Linked DNA regions of Homo sapiens: region 2 is linked to region 1. The links are chromatin contacts, found by Hi-C in ENCODE. All regions are on one chromosome and are shown on one strand. The core of a region is the stretch at or near the end of the contact, and the rest is flanking DNA. Distances in the headings are between cores, read along the strand shown. Region 1 has its middle 120 kb from the start of MIR138-1. Region 2 has its middle 79 kb from the start of ABHD5.

Region 1 (4,595 bases), core at 979-3,478:
CATGGTTGAAGTATACAAGATCAACACGAAAACAGACCCACACAAATATGCCTGCTGGAATTTTAAAAAATAAATCTGCAAAAGCAATTCAATGGAGGAAAAAGAACCTTTCCAACAAATGATGCTATAACAATTGGGTATCCACAGGCAAAAACTGTACCTCAACCTAAACTTCACATCTCAGAAACAAATTAACTGAAAATGGATCACAGATACAATGTAAAATGTAAAACTAAACTCACTTTTAAAATTAAAGAAAATCTTCCAGATTTAGGGCTGGGCGAAAGTTCTTACACTTGACACCAAAAGCAAGATCCATAAAATGAAAGATTGGTAAATTGAGTCTCCTCAAAATTGGAAAGTTTTCCTCTGCAAAAGCCCATGTGAAGAGAATGAAAAGACAAGCTAGAGACTGGAACAAAATATTTGCAAACCATGTATCTCACAAAGGACTTTTCCTAGAATATATAAAGAACTCTTCAAAATGCCACAGTAAAAAATAAAAACAAACCTCTAATTAGAATATGGGCAAAACATGGGAACAGACATTCCATGAGAAAAGAAATAAAGAAAAAGAAAAGGGTATACAGATGGCAAATCAGCACATAAAAAGATGCTCACTATCATTACCTTAGCCACCAGAAAAATGCAATTTAAAACCACAATGAGATATTACTTACCTATCCGAATGACTAAAATAAAAAAACAGTGACACCACCAAATGCTGCCAAGTGTGAAGAAAAAAATTGATCACACCTACATTGCTGCTGGGATTGTAAAATGGCACAGGCAATCTGGAAAAGAGTATGGTAGTTCTTACAAAACTAAACGTGTGCTTACCACATAACCCAGCAATTGCCCTCTTGAGCGTTTATCCCAGAGAAAACTTATGTTCCCACAGAAACCTGTACATGAATGTTCACAGCAGCTTTATTTGCAACGGCCAAAATCTGGAAACAACCCTGCAATAAGTCCTTCAATGAGAGAATGGTTAAATAATCTACCGTCGTGGTACCTCCATCCCATGAATACTACCCACTAATAAAAAAGAATCATCTATTGATAATACATAATAATTGGATACATTTCAGGGGAATTATGCTGAGTCAATAAAGACAATCCGAAAATACTACATTATTGTATAATTTCATCTGTACAACATTCTTGAAACGACAAAATTGGAAAAAATTGAAAGTAGATTAGTAGTAGTCAGGGATCGCCACTCACCCTCCAGGTAGGTGTGGTTATAAAAGGCAAAAAGAGGGATCCTGTGATAAGTTCGGTTCTGCATCTTGACTGTGGTGGTAGTTGAATTTACACATGTGATAAAATTGTATAGAATTATTTACACACACACAGAGGTTGAAGGAGAGAGAAATGAGTACAAGTAAAACGGGAAATCTCAGTAAGATGGGTGGGGTTATACCAGTGCTAGTATCCTGGTTGTGATATTGCACCATAGTTTTGGGAATTTTTACCACTGGGGGAAACTGGGTAAAGGGTGGGTGCACAGGATCTCTCTGTATTATTATTATTTTTTACAACTGCACGTGAATCTATGATTATCTCGAAACATTTAAATATGTATTTTTTAATGTGTGAATACTACTGGGCTATATATTTTTAAAAAATAAAGTACAATCGTCTTAAGAACGCAAAGGCCAAGGGGCAGAAGGCTATTTCTTAAATTTTAAGAAACCACCTAGTTCACAGGTGCCACCTCCTCACTTTGCTGTCAGCGACGTGATGTGCTCTGCAGTGCTGGAATTGAGAGTTCAAGAGAGAGATACCGGTCCTGGCCTCTCGGTGTTCAGGTGTGTGTATAGGTGGGCGTTGGTGTGAGAACGAGCGAGAGAAAGCGGGAGCAAGAGCGAGAGCTATGCCTCCCTTAGTGTCAGGGAGGGTGGCCGGCTGATGAAGGTGCTGTGCAGAAAGCCGGGGAAGGGCTTAAAGAGGGTGCTGGCGCCTCGGGAACGCCCTCCCGCTGCACCCTACAGGAGGTCGTGGGCGGTGGCTTAACAGCCCCAGTGCAGAGCTTGAACCCCACCGTCCAGAAGGAAAGGTGAGTGGGGGACCCGGGCGGGAGGTGAGGCCTGCCGGCAGCGGCCCTCAGGCGTGCTGGGCAGCACGGCTAGCAGAGGCGGCGCCTGGTCTTGGATGCTGCAGCGGAGACGCCAAGGAGACTGAATGCAGGGAGCGAGGCGTAGCGGCCGCGGAGGGTGGGGCCGCCCGGAAATCCAGGCGGCGCCAGCCTTGTAGCATCTGCAGGCCGGGGGCGCGCACACGAGGGGCACGTGGGTGTGGAGGAACCGGCGCGGCGGGGCCTCCTTCCTGCAGCGCCGCGGCGGTCGAGTGCCCGTGCTGGAGGAACGGCGAGTGGGGTGCCTGCCCCGCGCAGGCGGTACCCGCCGCCCCAGCTCCGCACACAGCAGGCACGGCCAGGGACCGGGACCGTGGCCCAGCGCCTGGAGGCGCTCTCCACGCGCATCTTTCCCGATGCCGGGGCGGGAAGCCGAGTGGCTTTGTCCGGAGATGCCAGGGGATGTGGGCAGGGGACGAAGAGGTTTCCCAACTGGCCAAACCCTGGCTTGAGGAAAGACTGAGGTGGTCATTGACCCGTGGGAGCGCCCTGGGGCTTCGAGGGAACGGCAGCCGAGCCCGGGAGACTGGTGTTGGGTACCCGCGGGGGCCGGCGGGTTCCACGTGGGTGGACCCCGAGCTGAGGGCAGGGTAGGGTCGCGGATCGCTGACCTATGAGCTCCCCTACTCCCGCACAAGGACACCTGCACATGGACCCGGGCTTCCACCCGCTTCTGGCTGGGTTGGCGCCGGGAGCGCGCAGGGGAGGGACGGCGGCGGAGTGCGGGGTTTGGCGGGTGAGGTGGGTGAGGTGTGGCCGCGGGGGAGGGGGCGAAGGCACTAGAAGGCTGCGGTCGCGCTGTCGCTGCTGTTCCCACCGTCGGCGCGGGGCGCGGAGGGGGCGAAGAGGTGCCTGCCAGTCGCACTGCGGTCTAGGGGTGAAAGGAAAAGGGTCCATGTAAAGGAGAAAGGGCAGGCAGAGACTCTTGCTGGTGCCAGCAGGCACGGAAGGATGTGGCCGCGGGGACTTGGAGTTTAGAGGGCAACGCTGGGTGTCATAATGCCGGAGATGACCCCGGGTGCAGAGGCGATTCCAGTTGGGTAGAGCTACAGAGAACGTGGCCCGAGAAGGGGAGCTTCCTTAAATTAGACATATCCTGTGTTGTCCTAAACCTAGCATTTACCCTCTCCCACCCCGCTCCCACAACCTCCAGGGTCCTAGCGGAGTCATTTAAGCGCTCAGTACTACCAGCTTCATTTTAGGTAAAAATCAAGACTAATTCTGCACTTTATTAACCTCCTCGTACCCAAGTCACCACGGGGCAGCTTTTCACAGCCCTAAGGCGTGGTCACTTCAAGCCCACAGCGAGTTGCTCGTGTCCTCGGCTTCTGCTCCGCAAATCTCGGACGATGCCACCGGAGGACGCTGAAGGCAAAGGCTGGTGGGGCCAGGCGCCGGCGAGACTGCCGCGCTAGCACAGCTTCCGCGGGAGCCGAGTGCTGACGGGCCTCGCGACCCCCTCCCGAGGGCAAACGGCTCGGCCCTCCAGGGACACTTGGTCAGTGTCACTCTCTCCCTACCGGGTGTCGCGCATTTTCTCAACAGAACGTGACCCCGTAGACGGATGAACTCGGAATCGGCAAAACCCGCCTGCCCTTGTCTAGTCTCTCTGCCCCACCACACCACTGCCCTTCACTGCGGACTGCGCCGTGTGCGCTCCGGGACCGCCCCTGCACCTTTGCCCACAGCTTCCCATTACCAAGGCAGCCGGAGGAAGACCTTTCCGAGTTACCTGTCTCACGTCAGCAGCCACACCGAGGCGGTCCCCCTCGCACCACTCCCCAAGTGCAGAGCCCCTGAAAGTCCGAGGCTCCTGTGCCACGCACCCTCCCCCCTGCGGGGCGACCCCGCGTATGCGTGTGTGTGTCACGCGTTTAATCGCACAGAGTAATTCCCAGACGTGCAAGACAAAGCATTTCAAGCAAAGATGGTCCAGAGTTCAAATTGGAAAGCACATCTCGAGGCGCTGAATCTGTTCTCGCCGTCTGCCTCGGTCTCTGGGGCGTCGCATCCAGGAGAAGGGTTTTAACTCCCTGCCAGATCCGCTCGGAATTAGCTCTTCTGGCGGTGCAGCAACAAGTGGCCCCGCCGCCTCCCTTGTGCACTCGGAGGGACTACATCCTCCTCCTCTCCCAGCCCCTAGTCCAAACGGGAGTAGGTAATGGCGGGGAAAGGGGGAGGTGACGAGAGCGGGGAGAAGGAAGTACATATTTTTTAATTGTGAAATTGTCTGTCTGCGTGCTGTGCTCTGGGATTCTCTTGTCTCAATCAACTTCAATTTTAACGTGGCCGTAACGTTAAGATTAAGACCTAGAAATGAAAACGTACCCACCTTTCTTATTACAAAGGTCGTTTGTTGTTGTTGTTTTTTTAAAACACCAAGTAACCCCCCCCCCCCCCCCCCACGGACTTATACTTTGTTTATGAGATTTCTCCAACCTTGGTGGTTTGGAGA
Region 2 (4,595 bases), core at 1,198-3,697, 230 kb before region 1:
AGCCAAACCATCCTTTCTCCACAGATTTGTAGCAGATGAAACCTTTAATTTGAAAAAAGAAAGGATATGTGGTTAGGCTTACCTATGCGACCAAATGCTGTTCTATAGTGCTTGCCTGCTCACCAAGTCCCAGCTCTTTTCTGGTCCCCCAACATGCCCAGGGCTTTGTGGTCTCAGAAACATCAACAGGCTCTTCCCTGGTGCATGGCGGGCCCTTCCTCATCCTTCAGGTCTCACTCCAAGTATCAACTCCTTGCAGATGTCTTACCTGAACACCCTCTCATTTACTCTGTTACTTAACCCAATTGGAAATTATCATTTGCATTTGTTTACTTGTTTATTATCCACCTTTCCCTATTAGATTGTGAGTTTCATCAGGCAGAGCTGGGGCTGAGGGCAGAGACTGGAACTGCGTTATTGGTTGGTCACTGCCTCCCTCGTGCCTGGCATACGGCAGACTTGAATTAAAGATTCCTGGAAAAACAGAACAAATGAGCAAGTTTAATTGATTTTTCAGAGGCAATGGGTCATTAGATCGCCCTGGCATTGTCTAATAAATTCTCCTACCCTCTTTGACAACGTACAGAATTAGAATTAAGGTTTGTCCTTCAACCCCACCCCACTCAACACCTTTATCATTTGATAAAACATCTCAGTAGCTTGAGTGTATTTATCACACCTGCATTTATTCACAGTTCGATCTGAGAGCCCTTGTTAACTCCCTTAAAATATCTGATTGAATTTCATGTGGAAGCGAATGCCACAGATTAAATATATGTTGTGTTAAGAAGCTTCCCGTTTTATCACAGCCTGTGCACTGCCAGAAAAGCATTCTGCATGTTAATTAAGATAGCTGGGGGATTTTTTAAAGACTTCTTTTTCTCCCTTTAACTTTATAATGCATTCAGGGGAAGGGAACTAAGGCAACTATTTGCAAAGCTGTAAAAATCAGTGTCGAGTCAGATGGGTTGTGGGATCCCAGGGAGCTTCAGTGACGGGCCAGGGCACTGTCTGTGCATGTCAGCAGCAGGCTGAGTCTAGGAGCCGGCTGTGAAGGAGCTTGGAGAGGCTGAAGGGAGGAAGTTCTGACTTCTGACTTTAGTAGGAACAGTGCCCTTCTGGCTAAGGCTGGAATTTTGCCCAGGGAACAGTTAAGTAAGAGGTGGGGTGGGAAGTGATCAAATCCAAGAATCAAAGTGGACAAGATGAATTTGGATATGGAGAATGGAGAAATCTGACCTTCCTCCCAATTAGAATGTCAGTGTAGCCAGGACTGTGTGGCAAGACCAAGAGGGGGCTGCAGATGCCTGCTTTAGCTGCTGCTAAGATGCCAGCACATTGGCCCTGCTAATGGGCCCAAATTCAGAAGTGACATGAATAAAACATGGATTCTGAAGTTCTTCAGACCTGGATTAAAATCCTGGCTTAGACACTTGTCACTTACTAGATCTCATTTTCCTCACCTGTGAGATGTGCATAGGGACACTGCTAGGTTCAGAGACCCTGGGTACAGCTGGCACATGGCAGGCTGTTAGCATATGGCACTTACTGCTGTTACATAAGAACCTGTGTCCACCTCCTGCTGTCAGGCACTTTGCAGCACCCAGCTGTTTGGTCACCTTTTCACCTCCCTTCACCTCTGTTCTAGTCTTGGCTCACCCTTCAAATACAACTGGCCCCTTACGTCGGGTGACCTAGAGAGTAGTCCCTGCCACTTGCACAATCCCAGTAAGCTCTAGTTAGGAAAATACCCTCATCCAAGTAGTTCCAGAATAACACTGCTGTTTGTTTGGGACTCCCTGACCCATAGCTTAGGAATCATGCATGCGCTGGGGTGACACTAAGAGCAACAAGATGTCCATCGGGAACCACTGCAGTTCCTCCGCCTCCCTTGGCACCGTGCCCTGGGACTGAGTTTGATTGCAGCGCCTTTCCCAGCTGTGACCAGCAGGGGGCGGCTCCTCTCTCTCGTGTCCCTTTCCAGTATCCTGGTAGGGTTCGTTCCCTCCCCAGCCCACTCAGGCCTCCTCCCGGGCTCCGCCTCTCGGGCTCCCTGAGACACGGCCCCGGCTCCTTCCGCCTTCCTTGGAGGAGGCTTGCAGACCTGCAGGGCGGGGCCTGACTGAGAGCGGGGCGGGATCTCCTTCCGGGCTGGGGAACAGATGCCCTGGCGTCCTTGGCACTGGGTTGGCTGGTCCCTCTCCGTCCTGGCTCCATTCCAAGCACGGCAGGCCCCGGGAGGGGCCCAGGCTGCTCCTTTTTCCAGCCAGGACAGAAAAGCATCAAGGAACTCTCGGTCATGAGACACGCCCGTCAGAGAGGAGGCACATTCCAGGAATGACATATGCCCTGAAATGTCATATGCTCTGAGGAGGTGACACTCCCCAATGGGTGACACAGCCCACAAAGGGGACATGGCCCACAAAGAGGTGACATGACCCACAGGGGTCACATGCTCCACAGAGGTGACATACTCCACAGAGGTGACCTGGCCCACAAAGGTGACATGGCCCACAGAGGTGACACAAGCCACAGAGGTGACACAGACCACAGAGGTGACACACTCCACAGAGGTGACACAGGCCACAGAGGTGACACACTCCACAGAGGTGACCTGGCCCACAGAGGTGACATGCTCCACAGAGGTGGTATGCTTCACAAAGGTGATATGGCCCTCAGGGACACACTCCACAGAGATGATCCGGTGCACAGAGGTGACATACTTCACAGAGGCAACCCGGCCCACACAACAACTGTGTCTCAACCATACTAGACACCTCAGGTATCAGAACCTTTCCATGGCACAGCAGGCCATGGAGCAGGCACTGCAGTGTTCGCCCTACAAACCCGGCGACTCAGTTCCAAGACCCTGCAGTCCAGAGAGCAGCTCAGAGGCAACGGGCCGAGGCCAGCCCAGCCGTTTTGCCTAAAGGTGGCTGCCAACCCTGGGGCCCTCAGCCTGGGCCTCCTGTGTCTCTGACCTCCTGCCTATAGAAGTCTGTTGCTCTTGCAAGGCCAGTAGGTAGACAGAGACAAGCATCAGTGAGAGGAAGAGTCATTTATGATTTATGAATAATGAACTAATTTAATCCTGGGTTTCTCTTGTGCCTCCCATTTAGTAATTTGTTCCATTTCTTAATGGCTCGAGTTCTTTATCAGGCTGTGACAGAGGCGAGTGGTGAGTCATCACACTGGGGATCAGGAGGGTGACCTAGATATTGGCACTGGGAAAGCAGTCCTGAGAGACGAGCATCAGCTCCACCCTCCACTCCCTCTCCACTGTGGGCAGCTCTGCGTTGGCACAGCTCCTATCTCTGCATCAAAGTGGCAGGAAGAGGTGGCCGTTCAGTGGAGGTGGGTGTGGCTGGGGCTTGTCTGAAGCTGTGGTTCCACAGCAAGCCCCTTGCTTGTGCTTAGATTGGACATCAGGGGAGAAGATGGAGAAGACTGGGGTCTAGCCCCACTACACAGCTGCATTGAGAGGGAGACAAGACTTTGGCGTCAGGCCACTTGGGCTAAAATCCTGGCTGCCACCTCTGTCTTTGTGACCCTGGGTGCATTGCTTTACCGCTCAGAGCCAAGAAAAGATGCTTCCAACAGTGAAGGCTGTCACCTCTATCCTCACGCTGCTGTCTGGTTTCTTGAACCTGTTATTTCTTTTCTTTTTATTACACACAAGTATATTGAGGCTTTGGAAGGTTAAACACCTTAACGAAGAGAGCAGGAGAGTGGTCTGTGTACAGAGGAGGGGAGAGTGGAACCTGAGAAGGCCTGGAATCAGGACCCCAGGGTGGACCCTTGAGGGCCAGCTTTGCCTTGCCTCCTCCGTGTCATCTTGCATGGCATCTGGCCCCAAAGTGCCCTCACACAGGAGCAGGCAGGGGGGCAGCAGGGGGCTGGTCAGACAGCAGCAGCCACTGAGAGCACAAGGAAGGACTAAAGCCAGCAGGTAGGTGGGGAGAAGAAGTGTGGGCAGCTGTAGGAGGCATCTGTCATGTATTTGCATAGTTAGCCCACCCTGTTGGCGTTTATCCTGTGAAGCAATGGTTATTGTGCCCACTTTACAGGCAGATACACTTGGGACAGAGGAGTCAAAGAATTGCCTAAGCAGCACAGCTGGTGCGGGGTGGAATCTGCCTTCTTCCAGCCTCTTCTCTAAATGCCGTCCCACTGCCTCTTGCCAGTCCCAGTTCTGATAGGTGTGGGTGTGTGAGGCCACCTGCTCTGTGATGATGGGTGTCCTCTTCCTCTTCTAGTGCTTGGTGGTCTACAGATCGTTGCCAAGTACATCAGCCCCTCTGATTCTCACAGTATTCCCGGGAGATGAGTATGAACAAGGATTATGAAAGAGTGAGAGTGACAGAGAGAGAAAGAGACAGAGACAGAGAGATAGATTAATATTAAAGTATAATATACAAACAGGTGTGCATATTATAAGTGCACAGGTCTCTGGATATTCATAAAGACTATTATTTAACTTCATTTTACTAAAAGAAAACTTAGGTTTAATGATGTGATATTCTGAAGTCTGTTTATGTGTCAAGCAATGGAGGCAGTATTCCAGATTACATCTCTTAATGTCCATGATTTGAAAT

Evidence for each region. Hi-C counts contacts between places; a loop is a spot of excess contacts on that map. Pooled maps may share reads with other maps.
Region 2: a map of MCF 10A shows a loop between it and region 1 (14-fold over the local background). The contact joins two enhancer-like sites. A Hi-C loop is called at or near these places in 8 of 168 maps with a recorded cell type or tissue (A673, GM12878, MCF 10A and 5 more), 4 of 37 single-sample maps with no recorded cell type and 15 of 50 pooled maps.

Annotation. Positions count from the first base shown.
Region 1 is chr3:43,992,953-43,997,547 of GRCh38, forward strand. No RefSeq gene overlaps it. Among named protein-coding and RNA genes, the nearest start is that of MIR138-1, 120 kb to the right of the region's middle. RefSeq lists a silencer at 2,274-2,473 and an enhancer at 3,604-3,713. Within about 2 kb of position 2,229, at least 3 of the 41 ENCODE cell types and tissues checked have a DNase peak (open chromatin) inside an H3K27ac peak, as active enhancers do; they include PC-9, where a contact is called at or near this core.
Region 2 is chr3:43,767,669-43,772,263 of GRCh38, forward strand. No RefSeq gene overlaps it. Among named protein-coding and RNA genes, the nearest start is that of ABHD5, 79 kb to the left of the region's middle. RefSeq lists a silencer at 1,859-2,038 and an enhancer at 2,797-3,296. Within about 2 kb of position 2,448, at least 24 of the 41 ENCODE cell types and tissues checked have a DNase peak (open chromatin) inside an H3K27ac peak, as active enhancers do; they include PC-9, where a contact is called at or near this core.